Regions from separate parts of the Homo sapiens genome. Here regions 2 and 3 are each linked to region 1. A link is a loop called in an ENCODE intact Hi-C map of the cell type or tissue named here. Cell type or tissue: CD4-positive, alpha-beta T cell. All regions are shown on one strand. Region 1 holds the start of LOC400627 (a long non-coding RNA gene). Region 2 overlaps RPTOR (regulatory associated protein of MTOR complex 1). Region 3 overlaps ENDOV (endonuclease V).

Evidence for each region. Peaks named below come from ENCODE experiments on the same cell type or tissue, not always from the same donor. Only the 100,000 strongest peaks of a DNase experiment are listed, where the experiment ranks them.
Region 2: it touches region 1 in a loop (3-fold over the local background); 76 of 110 quality-filtered maps call a loop at or near these places.
Region 3: a loop joins it to region 1, with 7 times the contacts of the local background. A loop is called at or near these places in 106 of 110 quality-filtered maps.

Annotation. Positions count from the first base shown.
Region 1 is chr17:80,966,579-80,974,578 of GRCh38, forward strand. It overlaps LOC400627 (a long non-coding RNA gene), which reads right to left and starts at 4,635. Exons shown (of 2, transcript NR_148968.1): 1 at 4,210-4,635; 2 at 1-2,367. RefSeq lists enhancers at 3,236-4,041, 4,042-4,846. In CD4-positive, alpha-beta T cell, a CTCF peak has its summit at 4,060 (motif pointing left); a DNase peak (open chromatin) is centred at 4,013.
Region 2 is chr17:80,862,159-80,870,158 of GRCh38, forward strand. All of the region lies in intron 13 of RPTOR (regulatory associated protein of MTOR complex 1), which reads left to right. Among named protein-coding and RNA genes, the nearest start is that of CHMP6, 130 kb to the right of the region's middle. In CD4-positive, alpha-beta T cell, CTCF peaks have their summits at 4,250 (motif pointing right) and 4,449; DNase peaks (open chromatin) are centred at 403 and 4,243; H3K27ac peaks cover 288 bases.
Region 3 is chr17:80,423,120-80,431,119 of GRCh38, forward strand. ENDOV (endonuclease V) reads left to right here. Exons shown (of 10, transcript NM_173627.5): 5 at 401-513; 6 at 1,913-1,981; 7 at 2,373-2,501; 8 at 5,477-5,541; 9 at 6,654-6,712. Among named protein-coding and RNA genes, the nearest start is that of MIR4730, 7.7 kb to the left of the region's middle. RefSeq lists enhancers at 1,834-2,335, 2,336-2,835. In CD4-positive, alpha-beta T cell, a CTCF peak has its summit at 3,933 (motif pointing right); DNase peaks (open chromatin) are centred at 3,942, 4,652 and 4,792.

The DNA of each region.
Region 1 (8,000 bases):
CCTTTTCTCCCAGGCAGTGCCCCCAGCCCTGTGGCGCAGACCCCACATCAGGGAGCGTACTGTGTGGCAAGAGCCATCTTGTGACGTAGGCCAGACACGTGTCTTTCTCTTTAAAATGACGGTTATCCTCTCACGGTTAGAGGCCCCATTCAAGTCTGCATTGAAATCTGGGCCACGTCAGAGTTCCTGGGGGAGAAGCCGCTTCCCCGCTCCTCCCCACTTCTGGAGGCCCCCACTCTCCTTGGCTCGTGGCCCCTTCCTCCAGTTCAGGGCCTCTGACCCACGCCCACCGTCACCACTTCTCATGCAGGCCAGAAGTGTTTCCAGGCCTAGGGGCCGTACCCACCTCGGGCTGTGTGGGTCCTTAGCCCTAATCACATCTGCACATCCCTCTGGCCAACTCTTTTTGGGTTTGCTTTTTGTTTTGAGATGGAATCGCACGCTGTCACCCAGGCTGGAGTGCAGTGGCACGATCTTGGCTCACCTCAACCTCCACCTCCTGGGTTCAAGCGATTCTCCTGTCTCAGCCTCTCAAGTAACTGGGATTACAGGTCTGTACCACCACACCCAGCTAATTTTTATATTTTTGGTGGAGACGGGGTTTCGCCATGTTGGCCAGGCTGGTTTCGAACTTTTGACCTCAGGTGATCCACCTGCCTCAGCCTCCCAGCGTGAGCCACCACGCCTGTCCCCGTCTGGCCAATTCTTGAAAGGCTCCCGTTTCCAGATCACACTCTGCTCTGCAGGTCATGGCCTGTCCCTTGAGGTTTTTCCCAAGCAGCAAGGTCCGTGCAGGGATTGGGAGCCAGGGGGAATGTTGTGGAAGCCACAGCAGAGGCAACGGGCCTGGGCATGGTCCTGCGGGGCGAGTGGGAGGCAAGGGTCCGTGGGGATGGTCATGTCAGCCACACTGCACCACCTCAGGGGCCTGACTTCTGGAGAGCTTGGGAACAGGCTCTTGTCCCCCCGGCCCCTCTCACCTGCCGACCAGAAATTGGGTCTCGGGCACTGAGTAGCTTGCCCAAAGCCCTGCCTGTTGGGTGGTGGCAGGGACTGGGGTCCTAACCCCACCCCAAGGCCATGTGCGGAGACCTTTACTCCACCACTTGGGCTGGGGGGTGTGTTGGGGCTGGGGGAGCCACGCACTCGGGACCTACAGGTGCTGCTTGTGCAAGCCCCGCCCCGCCCTAGAGCAGGCCTGCAGGAGTGGCAGCTCGGGACTCGGATGCACCAGGGCGATATGTGGAGCAACCAGCCCCGCTGCGCACACAGAGGGGGCGCCTGCTACCCGCTGGGCCCCCACCCACCACGGCCTCATCACCAGGGCTCGTGGCTCCTTGAGGACGTCCCCTCTCACTCAGTGCTGCACTGAATGGCCCTTCGGGGCTTCCCTCGTGTTCATGTCATTCCTTTTTCCAGGATAGATTCTGGCACCCACTGCAGCCTGGGCCCTCCTCACTGAGCCCGGCTCGCCTGCCTCCCTCCTCCACTTTTTTTTTTTTTTTTTGACAGGGTCTCACTGTCACCCAGGCTGGAGTGCAGGGGTGTGATCATGGCCACTGCAGCTTTGACCTAGGCTCAAGCAATCCTCCCACCTCAGCCTCCTGAGTAGCTGGGACCACAGGCGTGCACCACTACACTCGGCTGATTTTTGTTTACTTTTTGTAGAGACAGGACTCAGTCTCACTATGTGGCTCAGGCTGGCTTTGAAGACTCGGTCTCACTTTGTTGCCCAGGCTGGCTTCGAACTCCTGGATTCAGGGGATCCTGCTGCCTCGGCTTCCCAAAGCTCTGGGATTGCAGGCGTGAGCCCCACGCTGGCCCCTCCTCCACTTTTAAGGACCTTGTGATTACACTGGGCCCCCCGGGATGCTCCAGGGTCACCACCCTAGTTTAAAGTCAGCTGATCCAACCTTATTTCATCTGCAACCTGGATCCCCCGAGCCAGGTAGTCACAGGCTCCCACTAGGATGTGGACATCGATAGGGAACACTATGCTGCCAACCAACCCCTGTCTACAAGCCAAAGAGCATCCCACCAGGTAGAGCCCACGAACACTCAGGGGTCTTGGGCAGGAGGTGGGTGGACACAGGGCGGGAAGGAGATGCTCAGTGGGGTTGGGGGAAGCACCGGCCGCGATGGGCCTCCCAGATCTCAGGGCCAAGGCATGGGAAGCTGGCACCATGTCCGGGTCCTTGGGGCTGTCGGTAAACAAGTGGATCCCCCATGACACAGCAGCTGCTCCCAAGCCCCAGCCGGGGCCGGAACACAGGGCACGTTGCCATGGAATCCTGGAATCCTGCGCTGAATTGCAGTTTGTTTCAGGCAAGGACGCCCGGCACTCACGCAGCTGTGCCAGGCGGGCTCCTGTTGAGAGAGTCATATTTTTCCCATTAGCACCAGTTTTTCTGTCACCGAGATGAGTACAAATCGAGTTCTTGTAAACATGGGGATGGGCACGCTGTAGAAGCCAGCCTCAGGGGAGGCCAGGGCTGAGCCAGGCCCACACCTGCCCCTGCCACTGCCAGACCCCGTGTGGTTGTGGTGAAGGGGCCAGGCCTGGTGATGCCATGTGGAGGAATGCTCAGCCTTCTGGCGAGGGGCCGGTGAGGGCCAGGGGTGGCCATGGGGGCTCCTGCTCAGCATGGCTCTGCTGGGTGAGACTGCAGGCACCTGCCAGATGGGCAGCTGTGGCCTCCAACACACGTCTGTGCCTGGCCCCCTTCCAGGAGTCTTGGCGGATAGCCCTCGGGAGGCGGCAGAGCAGTTGGCCTCTGGGGGTCTGTGTCTCAGACTCAGTTACCGGGTGGTCCGGAGCCCACACGTCCCCAGACAGGACAGAGCCTCAGAGTCAGGCACAGACCAGGAAGGAACCCTTGAAGGACACAGGGCGGGCGGGGAGGCCAGAGTGGGGGCCGAGCAGGACCTCCCACATCCGCCTGCGGAAGCCCCAGTGCCCGGAACCCCTGCACCCGGGCCTGCGGCTGTATTTGGAGACAGGGCCTTTGCACGGGTGAGTATGGTGAAATGAGGTCACCAGGGTGGCCCCAATGCAGTAGGACTGGTGTCCTTATAAGAAGGAAGATTAGGACACAGCTGTGCACAGAGGGACGGCCACACGAGGACACAGCCTACCTGCCAGGGAGAGTGGTCCCGGAAGAAGATAGCCAAGAGGCCCCTCTGTCTCCAAGTCCAGCCTCCAGACAGGGCGGGTGGAGAGGGAATACAGGCCTGCCGCTCAGGCTGCCGGGCCCACGGTGGTTTGCTTGGTGGCCCTGGGACACTGGCGCCACCATGGCACCTCCAAGCCCCAGCCTGTCCCTCACTTTAATGTGGGGACAGTTACTGCAGGCATGAGTGCTGTGAGCACCAAACAAGACCACAGAAGCTTCCAGAACAGCACTGGCACCAGGGAAGCACCCAATGGACACTGTCCGAGGTCACCTGAGGACTTCACAACTGCGGGTGCCACAGGGCTTGGGAGCTGGGAAGAACACAGCTCTTTGCCACAGCTCAGCCGATGTCAAGTCCCAGGGCTGCACGGTACCCGCCTGGACCATCAGAGGAGAGCAGACCCTGAGCTGGGCCTGGTCACCTGGTGCCACCCAGCTGAGGCCATGTCCTGTCGGTGGCTCCTGAGCTGGAGGAGGAAGAGCCCAACCACATGGGCCCTGCCTGTCCTTCCCCCTCCTCCACCTTGGGAAAGAACCTCACTGCAGCTGTTGCGGCGGCTTCCCTGCCCATCCCATCCTCCCTCCGGTGCCCACCCCGTCCGCCTGACTGCCGCCTCCTCTACATAATGAGCTAGAGGGTCCCTCCTCCTGAGCTCCACAGTCCCTGCGCTGGCCCTGCCGTCCCAGGAGCAGGAGCAGCCACAGGGCTCCTGGGGCTCTGAGGCTCCATCCGCTGTTGTGTGACCCAGGCACAGTGTCCACGGAACACAGGACGAGAGTTACACACCCAGCCCCGCCACACCACTGTGAGGACAGAGAAGGCATGGCGTGACCTGCCACCTGGTGGAGGGCTGCGACCATGGAGGGTGCTGGATGCACCTACCCTGCCCTGCTGCCTGGAAGGGGGTCTCTGCTCCCCAGGGCCGGGGGACCATGAGTTCACCTCTGTCATCAGTGTCAGCATGACAAACCCCACTGGTGCCGCTCACAGCAGGATCCCACATCCCAGGCCAGCCCCCTCTGCCATGCCACCTACCTCACAGCCAGAGGTGGGAACAGCAACTCTGGGGAGAACTGAGGGTGCTGTGGCCACCGGGTCCCTGAGGCTCACGGAGGAGAGTGAGGCGAGGAGAACCATGGAGCTGGGCCCTGCCTTGGGAACCAAGCACTCGCCCTTTGCAGCTGCAGAGCCGTCCTGATGGGCAGGCGGGGGCGGGGTCGCTGTGTAGCTGTGCAGAGAGCGCTCCGAATGGGGGTCTGTCACCAGCTCCCAAGCTCGTGGGTTCTCTCAAGATTCTTGTGGCACATGATTCATTGCCTTTCTTAACAGCATCGCTGAAAGGAGAAAAGGCCCTTTGGAAATTGATTGCAGTCCCTGGATGTGTCTCTTGGAGCACATGTCCCTCGGTTCCCACTTGGCAAACCAGGCTTCATGTCCCCAAGACAGGGCCAGGCAGCCCATGCGCTCCACCCCCTCCCCCGCCAGCCTGCACATCCTCCCCCATCGTCCATGCAGCCCCCCAGACGCCCGCTGTCCCCGGCCCTGGGTCCTGACGTGGCGGGAAAGGCAGTTCAGGACCCCCCATCTCCCACCTCCCTATCCGAAACCCAGCCCTCACTCCCCAGAAGGCCATCACTGCAGCGTCCTCCAAACAGCCTGTGGCCCCACAGGCATGCTCTGAGTTTGCTTCCAGGGGCCAGGAAGTGAGGAGCCCCCAGTGCTGAGGCCAGGGACACTCATGCAGGGCTCATGGCCACCAGCGACAGCCACCAAGGTCACTGCCCAAGGCTGCTTGAGCCATCCTGCCAGGTGGCCTCCTGGGCCCAGAAGGCTGATGTCACCCACGGCTCAGCATCGGAGGGCAGATGCCATCTGATGAGGTCAGAAGAACTGCCCAGACCCCAGGACCCCCACTCAGATCCCCACAGCCTGGTGAGGTACAGAACCACAGCCGCATCTGCAGGGGGAGGCGCAGGAGTACTCAGAGCTGTGGGTTCCCCTCTGGCCTCCCCTTGGAGGCTCTCCCGGCTGCCCTCCAGGGTCATCCACCATCCACCGCAGGCGAGCTGGAGGGGTGGATGGGAAGGCTTTGCCTGAGGGTGTAAGCCCCCAGGGCCCTCCAGGGAGGACAAGCTGCGCGGCCGGGAAGCTCCGCAGCCTCCAACCCAGGGCTGGCAGGAGCTGGGGGCTGGGGGCTCCCCACATGGGGTCCCAGGCTCACCTCCCAGCAGGGGGAGGCCCAGAGAGCTGCCCGCACACCCTCACCAACTGCTCCCCAGTCCTGGCCCCTGCCTGGCTCACCGTGGTCAGTTTGCCCCCACAGAGAACCAGCCCCCAACTGCCAGCTGCTTCCACCTTCAGCAGCTGCTGGGGGCCAACCAGGTTCCACCCTGTAGCCAGGGGCTCCTCCAAACCCAGCGATGGGGGAGCCAGCCCTGAAAGCACCAGCCCCAGGGCAGCACAGGGCCTGTCACAGGCCCCCAGCAAGCAGCCCGGGATCCAAGGTGCCAGGGAGTCCAAGAGCAAGGCACACTGGGTTTACCAACCACAACCCCCTCCATGCCCTCTGTGTTAGAAAAAGAAAGAAGAAAAGGCAGCAAACTCAGACTGTGGAGCGGGAGCAGCCACCACCTGCATGGAGCAGAGGCCCAGGTGGGCATGGGGATCTGGACCAGCAGAGCCTTCCTGGGCTGCGCACCCCATCCACGTGGGAGACAAGAGCTTAAGGGCTCCCAGAAAGGCTCCCAACCATAGCAGCAAGGAGGGGCTGGATGCAGGAGAGCCACAGAGTTTGTCGCTGGTACAGTGGCATGACCTGCCTTGCAGGAGGAGGTGCCTGTGGGCGGTAACACAGCCGCCCCCATCTTCATACTCTGAGCCCAGCTTCTCCCCTAACTGGAAGACCCAGATGAGGCACTGCTGTCAACCCAACTGGCTATGAAAGCCCTGACCACGTGCAGGATGCCCATCCTCACAGCCTGTAAAGGGAGGAGACCGTGCCGGGTGCAGTGGCTCATGCCTGTAATCCCAGCACTTTGGGAGGCCGAGGCAGGCGGATCCCGAGGTCAGGAGATAGAGACCATCCTGGCTAACACGGTGAAATCCCATCTCTACTAAAAATACAAAAAAAAAAAAAAATTAGCCGGGCATGGTGGCGGGCACCTGTAGTCCCAGCTACTCAGGAGACTGAGGCAGGAGAATGGTGTGAACCCAGGAGGTGGAGCTTGCAGTGAACCGAGATCGCGCCGCTGCACTCCAGCCTGGGCGACAGAGCAAGACTCTGTCTCAAAAAAAAAAAAAAGGGAGGAGACTGACCACCCCCAGGCTCTGCAGGGAAGGTGACAGAGGCCAACAACCACAATCAAAGGCAAAGTGGGACCCACATGGGTGGTTTTTTGGGTTTTTTTATTTTTTTGAGACGGAGTCTCACTCTGTCGCCCAGGTTGGAGTGCAGTGGCGCGACCTCCGCTCACTGCAAGCTCCACTCCCGGGTTCACGCCATTCTCCTGCCTCAGCTTCCTGAGTAGCTGGGACTACAGGCGCCCGCCACCATGCCCGGCAATTTTTTTTTTTTTTTTTTTTGTATTTTTAGTAGAGACGGGGTTTCACCGTGTTAGCCAGGATGGTCTCGATCTCCTGACCTCGTGATCCGCCCGCCTTGGCCTCCCAAAGTGCTGGGATTACAGGCGTGAGCCACCGCGCCGGGCCTTTTTTTTTTTTTTTTTTTTTTTTTTTTTTTTGAGATGGAGTCTCACTGTCACCCAGGCTGGAGTGCAGTGGCGCAATCTCATCTCACTGCAACCTCCGCCTTGCAAGTTCAAGCGATTCTTGTGCCTCCACCTCCCGAGTAGCTAGGATTACAGGCGTGCGCCACCATGCCTAGCTAATTTTTGTATTTTTCGTAAAGACGGGATTTTGCCATGTTGGCCAGGCTGGTCTCGAACTCATGACCTCATGATCCACCCACCTCAGCCTCCCAAAGTGCTGAGATTACAGGCGTGAGCCACCACGCCTGGCCACGGGTTTGTTTTTGTTTTACTTTTAAAAACTTTTTGGTCTGGGAGAAAAATGACACACTAGCAATGAACAATCTGAAAAGGAAATTAAGAAACCAATTCTATTTACAATAGGATGCAAAAGAATAAAATATCTAGAAACAAATTTGACAAAGGAAATGAAAGACTTTGACACTGAAAACTACAAAACATTGCTGAAAGTAAGAGGCTCTAAAGATGGAAAGAAATCCCACGTTCATGGATTGGATGACCTAATATTGTTAAGTTAGCAATACTCCCCACAATGATCTACAGATTCAAGGCAATCTCTATCAAAATTCCGATGGCCTTTTTCACAGAAATAGAAAAACCAGGCTAGGTATAGTGGCTCACACCTGTAATCCCGACACTTTGGGAGGCGGAGGCAGGTGGATTGCTTGAGCCTAGGAATTCAAGACCAGCCTGGACAACATAACCCCCATTCTACAAAAAATACAAAAATTAGCCAGGCATGATGGCGTAGTAGTCCCAGCTACTTGGGAGGCTAAGGCAGGAGGATCACTTGTACCCGAGAGGTTAATACTGCAGTGAGCCGTCGTCACACCACTGCACTCCAGCCTGGGTGACAGAATGAGACCCTGTCTCCAAAAATAAAAAGAAAAAAGAAAAACCAATCCTCAACTTCAAGGGGCCTCAGAGAGCCAGAACGATATTGTAAAAGAATTATAATATCATAAAATAATATTGTAAAATAATTTTCTTCTTGCAAAAGAAAAAAATTAGCCAGGTATAGTGGCTTGTGCCTGTAGTCCCAGCTACTGAGGAGGCTGA
Region 2 (8,000 bases), 100 kb before region 1:
GCATGCCCTTGCCTGCAGTGTTCTTGTAACTGCCTGCAGGCATCACAGGCCTTCCTGTGAATTAATTTCTTAACCAGCTTGTTGCACCTGCATGTTTAAAAGCAATCATTCCACTGAGGGGCATTTTGAAGTGTTTCCGGTAGAAACTGAGCCTCGTCTACCTCACCTGCCTCGCCCTTCCTTCCATCGTTACCCTGGCGATAACTTCCCAGAGATGAAAGTTCCCTGTGTTTTTGAGGGGTCATTCCTCTACTCCCTTCCCCTCCCCACGTCTGGCCATGGATGTTGCTGGCGGTCCTCCGGATCTCCACCCCTACCCCCCCATGATGTGTGCACCCCCTACAATGTGTGCATGCCCCTCTGTGTTGGTGATGGTCCTCCGAAGCTCCGCCCACCATGATGTCTGCTCCGCCCCCTCGTGTTGCTGGTGGTCCTCTGGAGCTCCGCCCACCATGATGTCTGCTCCGCCCCCTCCTCGTGTTGCTGGTGGTCCTCCGGGGCTCCGCCCACCATGATGTCTGCTCCGCCCCCTCCTCGTGTTGCTGGTGGTCCTCCGGGGCTCCGCCCCCACATGATGAGTGCCTCCTGCAGCCCTCAGCCGTCCCTGTGACTCCTGGGGCTTGCCATTGTGCAGATCGGGGTGCACATGGTGTACAGACGGGTCCACCTGTGAAGATCGCAGAGCCTGCTCAGAGGTTCAGAGGTGCAGACAGAAGCCAGCCACTCCCCCAGTGTTCTCAGCATCCCCCTGCTGCCGCCAGCCGGCCCTCAGGACACACTTAAGAGTTTGAGAAGGATCGGAGCCCACTCAGGCTGGGCCCAGCGGAAGGGCGAGCCTGGGACCTCCCCTCATTTCCCAAGCACCTTTGGGGCACACCGTGTGTCCCATTGTGCCAGAAGCTCTGAGGGATTCATGGGGAGGCCTTAAAGAAGGTGGGCTCGGGCGGAAGAAAAGACGGAAGAACACCATGTGCCACCGGGGAGAAGTGTGTGCCGTTTACATGAGACAGAGCAGGGCACAGTGGTGACACTGATCTGACACAGATGGTACCGCACAGGACAAGGAGCACCAAGGGGGGCACATGAAGAAAGCCGTCTGTCCAGGATTCTCCCAGGACTCTGATCCCAGAGGGCCTCCCCCAGCATCACTCCCCATGCCAGGTTACACTCCACTTCACACTACCAGCCAGAAATTACCAGGCAGATAGAATCAGGAAAATATGACCCGTAATGAAGAAAAGGAAATCAACCCATTAAAACCTGCTCAGAACTGCTGCAGGTGTTATCATTAGCAGGCCAGGACATTAAAAAGTTAGAAGTCTACTCTACATATTCAAAAAGTTAAATTGAGACACGGAGAATATAAAAAGAACCCAACTTGAATTTCTAGAGATGAAAACTGCAATATGTGATGGGAAGAAATATACTTGATGGGATTAACAACCAGTTAAGCATTGCAGGAGAAAACAGTACACGGTTAGGCACGGGGCTCACGTCTGTAATCTCAGCACTTTTGGAGGCTGAGGCAGACAGATCACTTGAGTAACCAGGATTTCAATACCAGCCTGAGCAACATGGTGAAACCTCGACTCCACATGAAAAAATACAAAACTCAGCCATGCATGTTGGCGCGTGCCTGTAGTCCCAGCCATTCAGAAGGCTGAGGCGGGAGAATCGCTTGAGCCCGGGAGGTCGAGGCTGCAAAGAGCCGTGATTGTGCCATGGCACTCCAGCCTAGGGAACAGAGTGAGGCCCTGCCTCAAAGAAAGAAAGAAAATAGCAATAGAAACTAACAAAAATGAAGCATGGTAAGAAAAGAAAAAAAAATTTAATTAAAAGAATATTATTCCATTGCGGGACAACGGCAAGTGACATAACGTACTATTTGGGGGTCCATAAAGGAGGCTAGCAGAAAAAGTATTTGAAGAAACAATAGCTAACATTTTTTTGAATTTGATGACAATTATAAACCCACAGATCCACAAAGCTTAGCAAACCCCAAGCACAAGAAAACTACACGAAGGCATATCGCAATCAAATTACTTGAAAAACAGTGAGAAATTCAAAAGTCTAAAGGCAGCCAGTAAAAAGCCAGTAAGGAGCAAAGGTGAGAATGACGGCAGGTTTCTTCTTACAGATTTCCTACAGATGGAAAAGGTGAGAGTGACGGCAGGTTTCTTCTTACAGATTTCCTACAGATGGAAAAGGTGAGAATGATGGCAAGTTTCTTCTCACAGATTTCCTACAGATGGAAAAGGTGAGCGTGATGGCAGGTTTCTCACAGATTTCCTACAGATGGAAAAGGCAGACAGCGGAACAGCATCTTTAAAGCAGAGAGAGAGACAGAGAAAGAGAAAAAACTGTCAACCTAGAATTCTATACCCACTGAAAATATATTTCCAAATGGAGGCAAAATAAAGACTTTTAAAGACATACAAAAGATGAAAGCTTATCCCCGGCAGATCCACACTACAAGAAACGTGAAGTCCTTTAGCCTTGAGGAGAATACTCTTCAGAGGGAAACACGGTTCTACACAAAGGAATTCAAAGCAGCAGAAATGAGTACTATGTGGATAAATATGGGATTTTTTTCTTTTTATTTAAATCTTCTTTAAAAGATAATTGTTTTAAGAAAAATAATAACAGTGTACTATGAATTTTTTTCAATAAGCCTTTTGCACTCTTAATTTTTTTTCCTTACGAGACAAGGTCTCATTCTGTTGCCCAGGCCTGATCACCGCTCACTGTAAGCTCACACTCCCTGGCTCAAGCCATCCTCCTGCCTCAGCCTCCCGAGTAGCCGGGATCACGGGCACAAGCCACGGCACCCCACAGAATGTATAACATTTGTAAGAGCAAAATGCATGCTAACAGTAACAAAAAGATGGGGAGGAGAGAGAATGAAGAAATACTATTGTAAGATTCTTGGACTTTGTTTGAAGTGGTCTCATATCACCTGCCTGAAGATGAACTGCAGTAGTCCATAAACCCTAAAGCTGCCACTCAAATTTTAAAAAGAATTACAGTTAATTAGCTGACAACAGAGATGATATGAAGTCATAAATATAGACAACACGGAAGGAAAAAGATAACCAAGAGTAGATGTAACAAATAGAAAAAGGCAGGATGATAGATGGACACCTAATCCTGCCCGTCACTGCAGTGTGGAGACTGAACGCCACAATGAGAAGGCAGAGGCCACCAGGTTGAAGAGCAAGAAAAAACCATACCATGGCTACAAGCAATGTACTTTTGGCATAAAGACACGAGTAGATTGAAGGCAAAAGGACGGGAAGAGCTCTGCCATGCAGGCACTAAGCAGAGGAAGGCTGCAGGGCCTATGTTAATATCAGACAGAGGAGGTTTGGGAGCAGAGAACGTTGCTAACAATAAAGATAGACATTTCATAATGCTACGGAAGTCCATTCATCATTCATCAAGAGAACGTCGCAGTCCTAAATGTCTATTCACCTAATAATAGAGTTTCAAAATACATCCAACAAAACTGATGGAACTGCGAGGAGAAGTAGATAAATCCGTAATTACATTTGGAGGTTTCAGTGCTCCTTTCTCAGTAACTGACGGAACAAGCAGAAGAGAAATCAGTAGGAATAGTGGGGACTTGAGCAGCACTCTCCAGCAGCTGGGCCCTGACGTTTATAGAACACGCCACACAGCAGCCATGCAGTGCACAGAGGCTGTGCCACGATAGGCCCGACCCTTGGCCAAATAAACCTCAACAAATGTAAAGAACTGAAGCCTTACAGGCGTGTTCTACAGCCACAGTGGAGTCAAACTCAAATCAATAATAGATAGTAGGAATGTCTCTAAGCACTTAGAAACAGAAACTTTTAGATAAATAAATGATTTTCATTTCATTCCATAAAATTTTAAGTAAATTAATATATATGTGCTTAATGCAAAATAGAATATAAATATGTAATATTAAGATACATAGATATTATAAGTCGTGAATAACAAAGATTTATATAAAATATTTATTACTATAAGTATGTATATATAATATATAATATAATGTACATATAATTATAAATACTTGCATTAAATAAATACATTATATAAACATGTATATTAAGATATAAAATAAATAGGTTGAGTATACGTGGACCCAGCTCTGAACAGTGCTGAGAGGGGAGTGTGTAGCAGCTGCTAGACAATGCATTGGAAAAGAGGGACGGTCTCCAACCGGAGATCCCGGCTTCCACCTGAAGAGGGCAGCGTGAGTGGAGTAAACCCAAAGCTGTCGGCCAAAGGAAATGATACAAATCAGACTGGAGACTAATACGAAAGAAGACAGTGAAACATCAAAATCTGTTGAACAAAACATTTTTTTAAAAAACACATGAATAAAACTGTGAAACACCACCCTGACTGATAAGGAAACAAAGAAGACACAAATTCCAGCATCAGGAATGATAGAGGTGACATCATGAAAGATTCTAGGGATATTAAAAGGATGATAGGCAAATATCATGAGCAACTTGATGGGAGAACATTTGATAACTTTGATTCCTTGAATGACACATACCACTCACTGAGGAAGACATCATTAATCTGAATAGCACTATGCTTCTTTTTTTTTTAGAGACTGGGTCTCACCACATTGCCCAGGCTAGTTTTGAACTTCTGGGCTCCAGCGATGCTTCCACCTTGGCCTCCCAAAGTGCTGGGATTAAAGCCTGAGTCACTGTGCCTGTCACTACAAGTGGAATTTGTAGTGAAAACTTTTACTACAAAGAAAACTGCAGGTCCAGATGACTTCGCCAGTGAATTTTACTGAACATTAAGGAAGACGTATTTGGATGACATCTAAGCACCTTCCCATATTGTTCTATGAGGCCAGCATTACCTGATACCAAAGGTTAGACACACGTTACAAGAAAAGAAAACTACAGATAAGTATTCTCTTGAACACAGGTACAAAAATGCTAAATAGAATTTTTGCAAATTAAATTCAATGCTATTTAAAAACAAAACATGATCTAGTGGGATTTATTTCAGGGATGCAAACCTGTTTAAGGATTGAAAAATCAATGGATGCCTCTTCAGATTATTAAAGAATTATTTTTAAAGAGAGAAAAGTCCATGTAATTTACCATATTAAAAAAAGATGAAAACCATATTACCATCTCAAGAGATGCAGGCAAAGTATTTTAACAAAATCTGAGATCCACTTCTGATTTAAAAAAAAAAAACTCCCTGCAGACTCCTAATAGAAGGGAACTTCGTCTACCTGACAAACAGCATCTCCACAAACTTACAGCCAACACCATACAGTGGTGAAAGACTGAATGCAAGATGAAGCCATCTGTTCTTGTCACATCCCTTGACATTGTACTGGAAGTTCTAGGTAGTACAGTGAGTCAAGGAAAAAAAGGCATTCAAGTTCAAAAGGAAGAGGTTTAACTGTATTTTCAGACAGCATGATTGTCTATGTGGAGAATCCAGTTTAATCTATTTTAAAGTGCTACTAGAAAAAATTTAGTAAGTTTGCAGGTTATAAGATCAATATACAAAAATCAATTTATGTATATACACTAGCAATCAACAATTCGAAGTTGAAATTAAAATAGAGAACATTTACAATACCACTAAAAAAAAAGAAATACTTAGGGATACATTCTGACAAAAGGTGGGCAAGATCTGTACACCAAAACTACAAACCATTGTGAAAAGAAATGAAGGAAGACCTAAATAAATGAAGAGATCGTCCGTTATCTTGATTTCTGCTTCTGAGATCCACATGGAAATACAAAGGACCTACAGCAGGCAAAACAACTTTGAAAAAGAAAAACACAGTTGAAGGACTAATACTACCTGATTACAAGAGTGACTGTAAATCCACAGTACTCAAGATCGGAAATAGCTTCAAATGGACAAACAGATAATGGAACAGGAAGAAAGTCAGGGAATAGACCCATACATATAAACACCTGCCCTATGATGACATGGAGAAAATGAAAAGGCAAGACACAGACTGGGAAAATATTGACAAATCGTTTTTCTGTTAAAAACTTGTGGCAAGAGTATAGAAAGAACTCTCAAAAATCAATATGAAAACAAACACAAGCAGACAAAGAAAATTGGGCAAAAGGTTTGAGCAGACACTTCACCAAAGAAGTACAAATGGCAAATCAGCACATGAAACAATGCTGAATATCATTAGTCACCAGAGAAATGCAAACTGCACCCACAGTCTTATACCACTGCACACCAAGTAGATGCCAGAAATGCAAACTGCACCCACAGTCATATACCACTGCACACCAAGTAGATGCCTAAGAAGCTGCTGTTATCAAGTGTCGGCAAGGCCGTGGAGGAACTGGAACCCTCGTATGCTGCTGAGGGCAGTGCAAAGTGTGCACTACCACTTTGCAAACTTATTTCACAGTTTCTTATAAAGATTAGCACACACTCAGCATACAATCCAGCCATTCCTTTCCTAGGTATTCCCCAAGAGAAATGGAAGCATGTCCACACAAAGGCTTGTACATGAATGTTCCTAGCAGCTTTATTTATAATGGCCAAAAACTGGGAATAGCCTAAATATACATTAACAAGCGGATGAATAAGCAAACTGCAATCTTTCCATGCGATGAAATCGTACTCAACAATGAAAAGGCATGAACTGATCTCAAAATAGTTAGATTGAGTGAAAGAAGCCAGTTTAAAGAAGGGTACCTGCTGTATGGTGCCATTCATTTAAAACTCTAGAAAATGCAAACTACAGTCACAGAAAGAAGATGAGCTGCTGCTGGGGGCAGGTGAGGGTGGGGGCACAGGGGCAGAAGAAAATGTCTGAGGGGCCAGACCCCACCTAGACTGTGGCGGTAGCTTCACAGGTGTAGACGTACGTCCAAAATCTTCAAATTCCGTACTTCAAATTTATATGTCGCTTATACATCAATGAAGCGGCTAAAAAACTTCTCATTGTGGGACAGTCTACAAAGAACTGTACTGTTCCCTTCTAGATTTTATTTTGTTTTTTTATTTTTTCTGAGATAGAGCCTCACTCTGTCGCCCAGGCTGGAGCGCAGTGGGGCGATCTTGGTTCACTGCAACCTCCGCCTCCCGGGTTCAAGCGATTCTCCTGCCTCCGCCTCCCGAGTAGCTAGGACTACAGACGCCTGCCACCATGCCTGGCTAATTTTTATGTTTTCAGTGGACGAGGTTTCCCATGTTGGCCAGGCTGGTCTCAATCTCCCGACCTCAAGTGATCTGCGTGCCTCAGCCTCTAAAGTGCTGGGATTACAGGCGTGAGCCACTACACCTGGCCCCCCTTCTAGATTTTTAATTCAAGAAACACCCCCAAAAATGTGGGGGGATTTATTCTCAAGACTAATGTGTATCAGCTAAGTGCAGTTCCTAGTTGGATCCTGGATCAAAAATCAGAGGCTCACAGAGGACAGTTGTGAACAATTGGGAGGAATTTGACTCTGGACTGCGTGTCAGGCAGCAGGATTGGGAGGAGTTTGACTCCAGACTGCGTGTCAGGAGGGAGGACTGTGTCGCTGTCACGTGTCTGGAGTGTGATCATGGCTTTGTGCTCATGGAAGCAAATGTCCTTTTCCTTAGGAATATTTCTGGGCAAAGCGTCATGCTATCTGCAACTTTCACACAGTGCAGAAAAACACAGGGGATCAGGGGGCAGAAAGCAAACATGGCAGAGTATTTTTTGAAATTGTCCTTAGGGTCATGTGATGGGACCAGAGCTCAAGAGCAGCAGAACTTCATGATGAGAAAGTCCAGGAGATGTGGCCACAGCTGTCTTCCGCTGGTCACACTTTGCAAGGATGGTGGTAGTGGTTGTTTTAATAAGTTCCTCAAGCCTGCTGTTAGCATTTGTGTATCTGCTAATTAGCAAGATTAAGGAGGGGGAGAGTTAATTAAGGACTCCCGTAGGCAAGGTTCCAGTTAATTGAGGGTTTTTCATAGATAAAATTAATACTCAGTCCAGACTGACCTTCTGAGTTATAGTT
Region 3 (8,000 bases), 540 kb before region 1:
TGCTGCCCTCGCACATGGGTGCAGAGCCAAAGGGTTGTCATGTGCCGACCCACATGCTCGTGCCAGCGCTGGCAGGCCACCGTCGAGGGAAGAGGAAGCTGGGAGGTGCAGGAAATGACCGGAGAGCTGCAGTATCCCAGCACGCCAGCGAGGTGCTGACCCTGGCACTGACCGTGTCAGAGAGAAGGAGGCTTCCTCCACGGCCTTGCACCCAGGACATCGGGCACAGGGGGCTTTCGCCCAGGTCTGCTTGGGACTTAGATCTGGTTTCCCCAGCCCTCTGCCTGTCCACAGACCTCTGCTCACTTAGGGAAGCTTTTGGTAAGACTGGCTTGTCCTGAATCCCTGTGCCAGGCCCCAGCCCCACCTCCCCAACCCCACCCTCCTTTCTCTCTGGCAGGCTTTGGGGTGGCCTGCCACCTTGGCGTCCTTACAGACCTGCCGTGTGTTGGGGTGGCCAAGAAACTTCTGCAGGTGGATGGGCTGGAGAACAACGCCCTGCACAAGGAGAAGGTGAGGAGGGGCCTGCTGCAGGCCATGCCCGGCAGCTCAGTGGCGGGGCTGTGGTGGCCCTGGGCATGAGGACACTTCTGGACCAGCCCTTGCCTGCTGACGCTGCCCTCCTCATCCCTGGCTTGTGGCCTGGAGTAAGAAAGACCTGCTTTCCTCTGGGTGCTGCATTGCCTGTCTCAGCTGAGGGCGCTCTGAGCTCCTCTCCTGCCTCCTGGGTGTGCCTGCCTCTCTGGTCCCCCTTGCCTCTGAGCCACCGTGGCACACCAAGTAGGGCTAAGTCCTCCAGTTACTGGGGACAGGACGGGCTTCCAGGCTGTCCCGGGCGCACTTGGTGCTTTCCCCACCCCGCCTTGCCCCAGCCCCTGTCTCCTCCCCTGCATGCTCAGGTACCACAGCCTCCAGGCCCCCCTCCCGCCAAGACCTGCCTGGAGCTGCCACCCACACTCTTCCTACCTCACCTTCCCCTGCATCTTCCTCCTCTGGGACCCCATGTTGGCACTGGGAGTGAGACACTCACAATGGAGGGAGCTGTTGACACCCCCAGCTGTTTCACTGGATGGCAGATTCTGAGAGCAGAGACTGTGTCTCTCATTCCTCCTAGCTCTCAGGTGCCTGCATGGAGAAGTTGCTTAATAAAAATCTGTTGAGTTGATGGGGACCTTAGACCCACTCAATGAGCCAGTCCACCGCCGCCAGAAATACCAGCCTGTTGAGCTGTGTCAGATGTGCCCAAAGCAGGAGAGAAGCCACAGGAAGGAAGCGGGCTCAGCACCCATCACTGGGCAGTGGCGGCACCTGTGTGGCTGCCAGCCTGGCACAGCGGCCCTGGGCAGATTGTTGCCCTTGTTCTAAGCCCCATCATCAGGTTTGAACAGGGTCTTGTGGGCAGCACCCTCAGCTCAGGGACAAGACCACTTCACCGCCTGCACGCTCAGTGTCGTCTCAGGTGGTGTGGCTTTGCCTGGGCTGTGGCTCACCTCCAAGATCAGTCCCCTTCCCTTTCCTGGCCCAGTGACTGGGTTTTAAAAATAAAGAGACCTGGGCCGGTTGCGGTGGCTCACTCCTGTAATCCCAGCACTTTGGGAGGCCGAAGTGGGTGGATCACGCGATTAGGAGATCGAGACCATCCTGGCTAGCATGGTGAAACCCCATCTCTACTAAAAATACAAAAAATTAGCCGGGCGTGGTGGCACATGCCTGTAGTCCCAGCTACTCAGGAGGCTGAGGTGGGAGAATCGCTTGAACACGGGAGGCAGAGGTTGCAGTGAGCTGAGATCGCGCCACTGTACTTCAGCCTGGGCAACAGTGCGACACTCCGTCTCAAAAAATAGAGACTTGCCTTCAGCCCTTCACCAAGAAGAGAGGGGTTTTTTTCCCCATTTTTCCCTCCATTTTCCAGATCCGACTCCTGCAGACTCGAGGAGACTCATTCCCTCTGCTGGGAGACTCTGGGACTGTCCTGGGAATGGTGAGTAGCTAGGGCCCTGAGCTCCTCCAAAGCCCCGGGGTAGGGGATCCTTTGCAGGCAGACACAGGTGCATGCAGACACGCGTGCACTCACACTTGCCCACATCAACCCCCCGCCTGCCCGTCCATCCATCCTCCTGCCTCTGACTGAGTCCAGGGTGTGATGTTTGTGTTTCTTTCCTCCAGCCGTGCTGAGGGAGCCCACCCTCCCCCAGGGACAAGCAGCAGGAAGGCGCCCTGAGGGTGGGCAGGCCCTGGCCCCTGAGAGCACTGCCCCTTCAGCTTCCCCCTTGCCCCCAGGACATTTTGTCAGAGCTCCAGCTGCTGAGGCTGTCCTGACCCTGGTCCCGGTGGCCCAGCCCACAGGACAGCCCTCGCCTTCCTTGTCACAGGCCCTGAGGAGCCACGACCGCAGCACCAGGCCCCTCTACATCTCCGTGGGCCACAGGATGAGCCTGGAGGCCGCTGTGCGCCTGACTTGCTGCTGCTGCAGGTTCCGGATCCCAGAGCCCGTGCGCCAGGTGGGTGTGCTGGGGATGCGGGGAGGCAGCACAGGCTCCTCTGCTTCCTGCCACCTGCTGTTCAGGGCTCCCCAGCAGCTCAGCTGGGGTCAGAGTGCAGTGACATGAGGACGGGGGTTCCTGGGCCGAGGACAGGTCACAGACATCTTGCTGGAGAGCTTGCTGGGCCCTGCAGTCAGGACAGTAGACTGGGGGGTGCAGGGCTCCCAAGAGTTCATCCCCAGGCCCTGCACCCCATGCACTCAGCCTCCCAGCCTCTCTGAGCCTCCTGCACCCAGATACAGGCCAGCTTGGAGAATCAGTGATGTTAGCTCAGGTGGTGAGGTGTCCTGCCAGTTCCCAGCCAGCCCCTCAGGTCCCAGAGGGAGCAGCTGAACTTGAGCCAGGAGGCTCCTGCAGGAAAGCTGTGCAGGCCCCAGAGACGCCAGTCTGGGGACTTGGGTATGCCCGCCCCAGGACCCAGCACAAAACTGGTGTTCGGTCCCCCAGGAAGGGTGAGAACTCTGCTGAAGCCATCAGCTCAGCTGAGAAAGGACTCAGCCTGTGGGCCAGGGAGAGACAGCTGGCACGAGATGCCCACAGACAGCCTCGATAGGACCAGGGGACCACAAGACACGGGTGGATGCTGTCCCAGAGAAGCCCACAGAGTGAGGGTTCAAGAAAAGTCAGTCTTAGGAAGAGACCCGCTGGAGGAAGGGGAAGGACAGCCCTGGGCAGGAAGGAGTTTGATGTGCTCAAGAAATGGGGGGCCCGGAGGGTGGCTCACGCCTGTAACCCCAACACTTTGGGAGACAGAGGTGGGAGGATCACTTGAGCCCAGGAGTTTGAGGGCGCCCTAGGCAACATAGACCCCGTCTCTACAAAAAAAACGTAAAAACAAATTAGCCAAGTGTGGTGGTGCGTGCCTGTGGTCTCTGCTACTTAGGAGGCTGAGGCGGGAGGATCACCTGAGCCCAGGAGGTCGAGGCTGTAGTGTGCCCTGATTGGGCCACTGCACTCCAGCCTGGGTGACAGAGCAAGACCTTATCTCAAAAAAACTTTAAAAAACAAAAACTCAGCAGGAAGGTGTGGCCGGAGCCAGATGGCAGTGAAGTACAGAGTGGGTGGGAGCCCGTGAGCATCTTGGGGTGCGCCAGGGTTTCAGACGTCACCCACAGGGACTTGGATGGCTGTGAGTTGGCAGCGGGGCGCCCGCAGATTGGCCTTTTTAGGTGGCCGCTGTGCGTGCTGTGGAGGCTGTGGACGCAGGTCTGCACAAGCCATGCTGCTTCCAGCAGCCCAGCCCCTGAGCCTCCCTGGTGTCTGCCCCTTCCCCATCTTACCCCACCGCTTGCCCTGCAGCCTGCCCTGGGGCAGCCGCAGCACCGGTGGAAAACCCCCAGGCCACCACCTTCGGGCCGGGGCCTTCCGGCTGCTGGCGCGCAGTGTGGCCTCCAGGGGGCAGCAGCAGCCCACATACCACAATGGCCCTCGCCCTGGGGAGCTGTGCTCAGTGGTGGCGTCTGAGAGCGGGCTCCACAGCCTTGCAGGGCTTTGCTCAGGGCACAGGTGTGTGGACTCTCAAGCCTGTGAGCTGTGTCCCCAGCCCCCAGGAAAGAGGCCTTTCTTCCTCCATTCCAACTCAGCCGTGTGGTCTTCCGAGAGAGAACCCAAGAAACTGTCCCCCAGGCCTTCAGCCACAGGAACTTTAGGTCGTGCTGCTGCTGCAGACAGCACAGTTCCTGGAGCTCCTGTACCTTTTTCTGCCTCAGCGCGCCCCAGAGTAGGACAGTGGCCCATCCTTGCAAGGGAGGGGACACCTGGCCTGTGAGTACCTTAAGCATCTAGAAATAGAGCAAGGATCTGTGCCTAGCACCAGCAAAGAGCCTGCCAAATCCTGGGCCCACCCTCCAGAGGAAGGAAAGCCGCAACCAGTTGGGATATGCAGCCACCCCGTACCAGGAGCCCGCAGCTTCTTACTGTTGGGCGTGAGCCGAGGATCGTGTCCTGCAGGGCTGGCTCTGTCTCTCGGTCCATTTTCTTCCTGAGCTCACTCACCTCTCAACAGGTTCACCTCCTGCTCTGTTCCAGAAGGTCCTGGGAGAGCACAGACGGGGTTAGTGTTGGTCTGCTCTCTCCCTGGCTCCGCGCCGGGCCGTCTTGGTGGCCCCATGGTCACAGGCGCTGCGGCGCTCCTGGTTGCCAGGTCCAGGCTCTCCTGCCAGGCCAGGCTGGGCCGCTCCAGGGGAAGGTGAGAGGTGCTGGCCCCGCCTACCGCTGCCCCACTTCCCCCATGAATGGAAGCAGGAGCAGGCTGGGGGATTAGCCGTTGCTTTCCATGAGTCGTGCAGCCCTGAAGCTAATCTAAGCTCATCTGAGCTGGGATCAGGGGGACTTCCCAGGGCCAGACCCCCCATGCCCCCGGGGGTTCCCACTCAGACCTGAGCCCTGTTCAGTGTCCCTCCCTGCTAGGGTCTGCCCCCATCCCAGCCTGTGGCCCACCGCCCTCTTTTATCTTGGTGATTCTGGAGACGGGACAGGGGTTACTGCTGATCTAGTCAGGGAGAGGACAGACCAGCTGGGCTCAGAGCCCCCAGAGAAGCAAGTGTTAGCAGGGAAGCCTCGGCTTGCGCAGAGCCTACAGGGAAGCACAGACTGGAAACCAGTGAAGGCTGAGCAGCTCCAACTGCCACTGGTGGGGAGGAGACCCAGGACCCCCTCACTCAGCCTGTCCACTCACCAGCTACTCAGGCCCTTCAGGGACTGCCCAGCTCGGTTTGAGAGCTGCCATTGCGGGGCTTTGACCCCAAAGTCCCAGGCATGCCTGTCCCACACTCGCTGACAGGGCCGCGGCTCCTGAGCCTGAAGAACTGGCTGTGACCTGTGTGTCCTGAGTGGGCTTCTGTGGGGGATGGAGGCATTGCCAGCAGCAGCTCCTGGTGGGAAACTGGTCTAGAGACCAGCTCAGCACCCAGCAGCACGTCTGTCTCCCCCAGGCTGACATCTGCTCCCGAGAGCACATCCGCAAGTCGCTGGGACTCCCCGGGCCACCCACACCGAGGTGAGCACCCAGGGAGGCTGGGGCACTAAAGGGGCATCTCACAGACACCTGCATGGGCTGTTTCCGGTGGCTCAGCCTCTCCTTGTTGCAATATTGTGGCTCAGGACAGACAGTGCAGGGCCAGGGAAGGCAGGGGACACAGGAGAGGTCTTCAAAGAGGGAGGAGAGTGGAGTGGGGTAGACTCCTATTCTCGTGGGAACTCTCCAGAAACACCACTGCCTCCACGCAAAGCCCTGGAACTACGGCCCTGTCTGGTCCAAGCCCTACCTCCCAATAGGGCTATCCCCAGCCTTCCTCAGTCCACTTAGCCTGTGAGGTACCAGGACGTGGGCTCTGCAGAAAAGGCGTGGCCTCGGAGTCAGACATGATCCAGCCCTGCATAGCCAGCTGTGGCGTTTGCACTCTTCGAGCCTCAGCTTCCTCATCGTCGGGATAGGCTCTGTAATTCTTGTCCCACTGGTTCTTGTAAGTTAGAGTGACAGTGTGCCTGGCACAGTCACCGCTAACAGTGCAAGGCATTGTCTTAAAACCATTGCAGATGGTTTGATCCTGCTAGCAACCTTGATGTGAGACAAGTACTGTGACCCCACTTTACAGATGAGGAGGCTGGGACACTGAGTGTTGATAAGGAGTAAAGCAGAATTCAGTCTGGCTACTTCCTCTTCTCTCAGTGTGGGCAGTTTGGATTCCAGGCCCTGCATCTGAGCCTCCAGGCTGAGAGGACACCCCCACTCCCTAGGCAAAGATCGCAGGAGGCCCCAGGCCTGGGATTCGCCCTGCCCTCGCCCACGATTAGTTACTGAAGGGCTGCGGTTCCTTCGTGCTCATTTTCCCTCTAAGCCAGGGGCTGTTCCCAGGCCTCCCTAGGCTGCTTTGAGAACTGAGGGAGCAGGTGGCGGGGACCCCCCAAGCTCTCCCAGAGTTGGAGGCCGGCCCGCTTGAATGCAAGCTGCGTGTCTGAGCAGCGTGCTCTGCCCTGCCCTCTGCCCTGGGCTGTAGCAGGTCCTGAGTGTCCAGGCCAAGCGCAGTTCCCAGACCCCATCTGGGGTGTGAGGGGGTGTCAGGTAGGCGCTAGCATCTGATGCTGTCCCTTTCTCAATGTCATCACCAGGAGCCCGAAGGCGCAGAGGCCAGTGGCATGCCCCAAAGGAGACTCCGGAGAGTCCTCAGGTGAGGGCCAGCCCCCACAGGACCACAGCCCAGGCCCCAGGACAGCCCCAAGGCCAGGCTCCCAGGAGCAGGCGGGCAAGGACTGGCAGTAGGGTGGAACTGGGCACCATGAAGACAAGAAGGCCACCGGCCACCCCGTTCTGGCCTCAGGACACTGACCACCCCTGGGGGTGGTCTAGGGACTTAGGGGAACCTCATCTCAGCCGCAGGTGGAGCACCCAGTCCCCAAAGACAGGCTGACCGCACCACCCCAGGGGGACGCCGCAGCACAGCCCAGCACCAGGTGGGGCAGAGGTGACCACGGCCCCTCTTTGCTCCGTCATCGGCTGGTCAGCTGTGGTCACGGTGCCTCAGAGGACAGATCTCTATGGGGGCAAGTGCCAGATCCTGAGAGCGCATGAGACGCTTTCCCGGAGCCGACGAAGGGGACTCGGAGCTGCAGCCTGCACGACCCCTGCAGCCTGTGCTTTGCCCACCCCTTTCAATAGATGGAACTTGCTTGCTCTTTTTTATTCTTCTCAGGATTCATTTTTTATTTCACATATTTGTTTGTTTGTTTATTTATTTCCATTGATCTCTTTACCCTGAGGTTTACTTGCAAAATCAGGGTTCATTTTTAAAGCAGGTCCTCAGCCCCAGCCACACTGAACCACCTCTGCCCTGACACGGGAGGGGTCCTAGCTGGGGTAGCTGGGCTTTAGCACCTGCTCACTGCCTGCCATGACCCCTGACCCCAGTCCTGGCCATCCTCCAGCCTGTCCCAGGAAGAGGGAGCAGAGAGCCTCATCTCAGCCTGGAGGGGGCCGAGGACGGGGGCAGCACACGGGCAGTCTGGGCTGTGGGGCAGGAGGCCAGACAGGGTGGCACTGGTGCCTGAGGGGTTGGGTGCCAGGCTCTGTGCCCGGCGGGGGCTAGGATCGGGGGTGGCACCGTCCCCACAGGCTCTGAAAGTTGATCACTGTCCTCTGTCCTTGCCTGCCTTGCCCCAGAGGCACAGCCTCAAAACTGTCTCCACTGTGGGAAAGCAGCCCTAGGCCCCTGTCTGGCCACTTCATCTTCTCTTGGTGTGGGCTAGAGGCGCCAGCTGAGGAGTGGGGGCAAAGGGGATGGCCCACCTGCAGCCCAGCCCCAGCCCCTGGGCACCTTGCAAGCACCCCCCAGCCCTTGACATGCCGGCTGGCCTCCAGATCCCAGGCCCCCTGAGGATGCTGGAATCTGCCACAGAGCATGAAGAAGTCCCTGGAATCCTTTCTTGCCATTCACCTGACCTCTACAAGAAGGGGCCGGT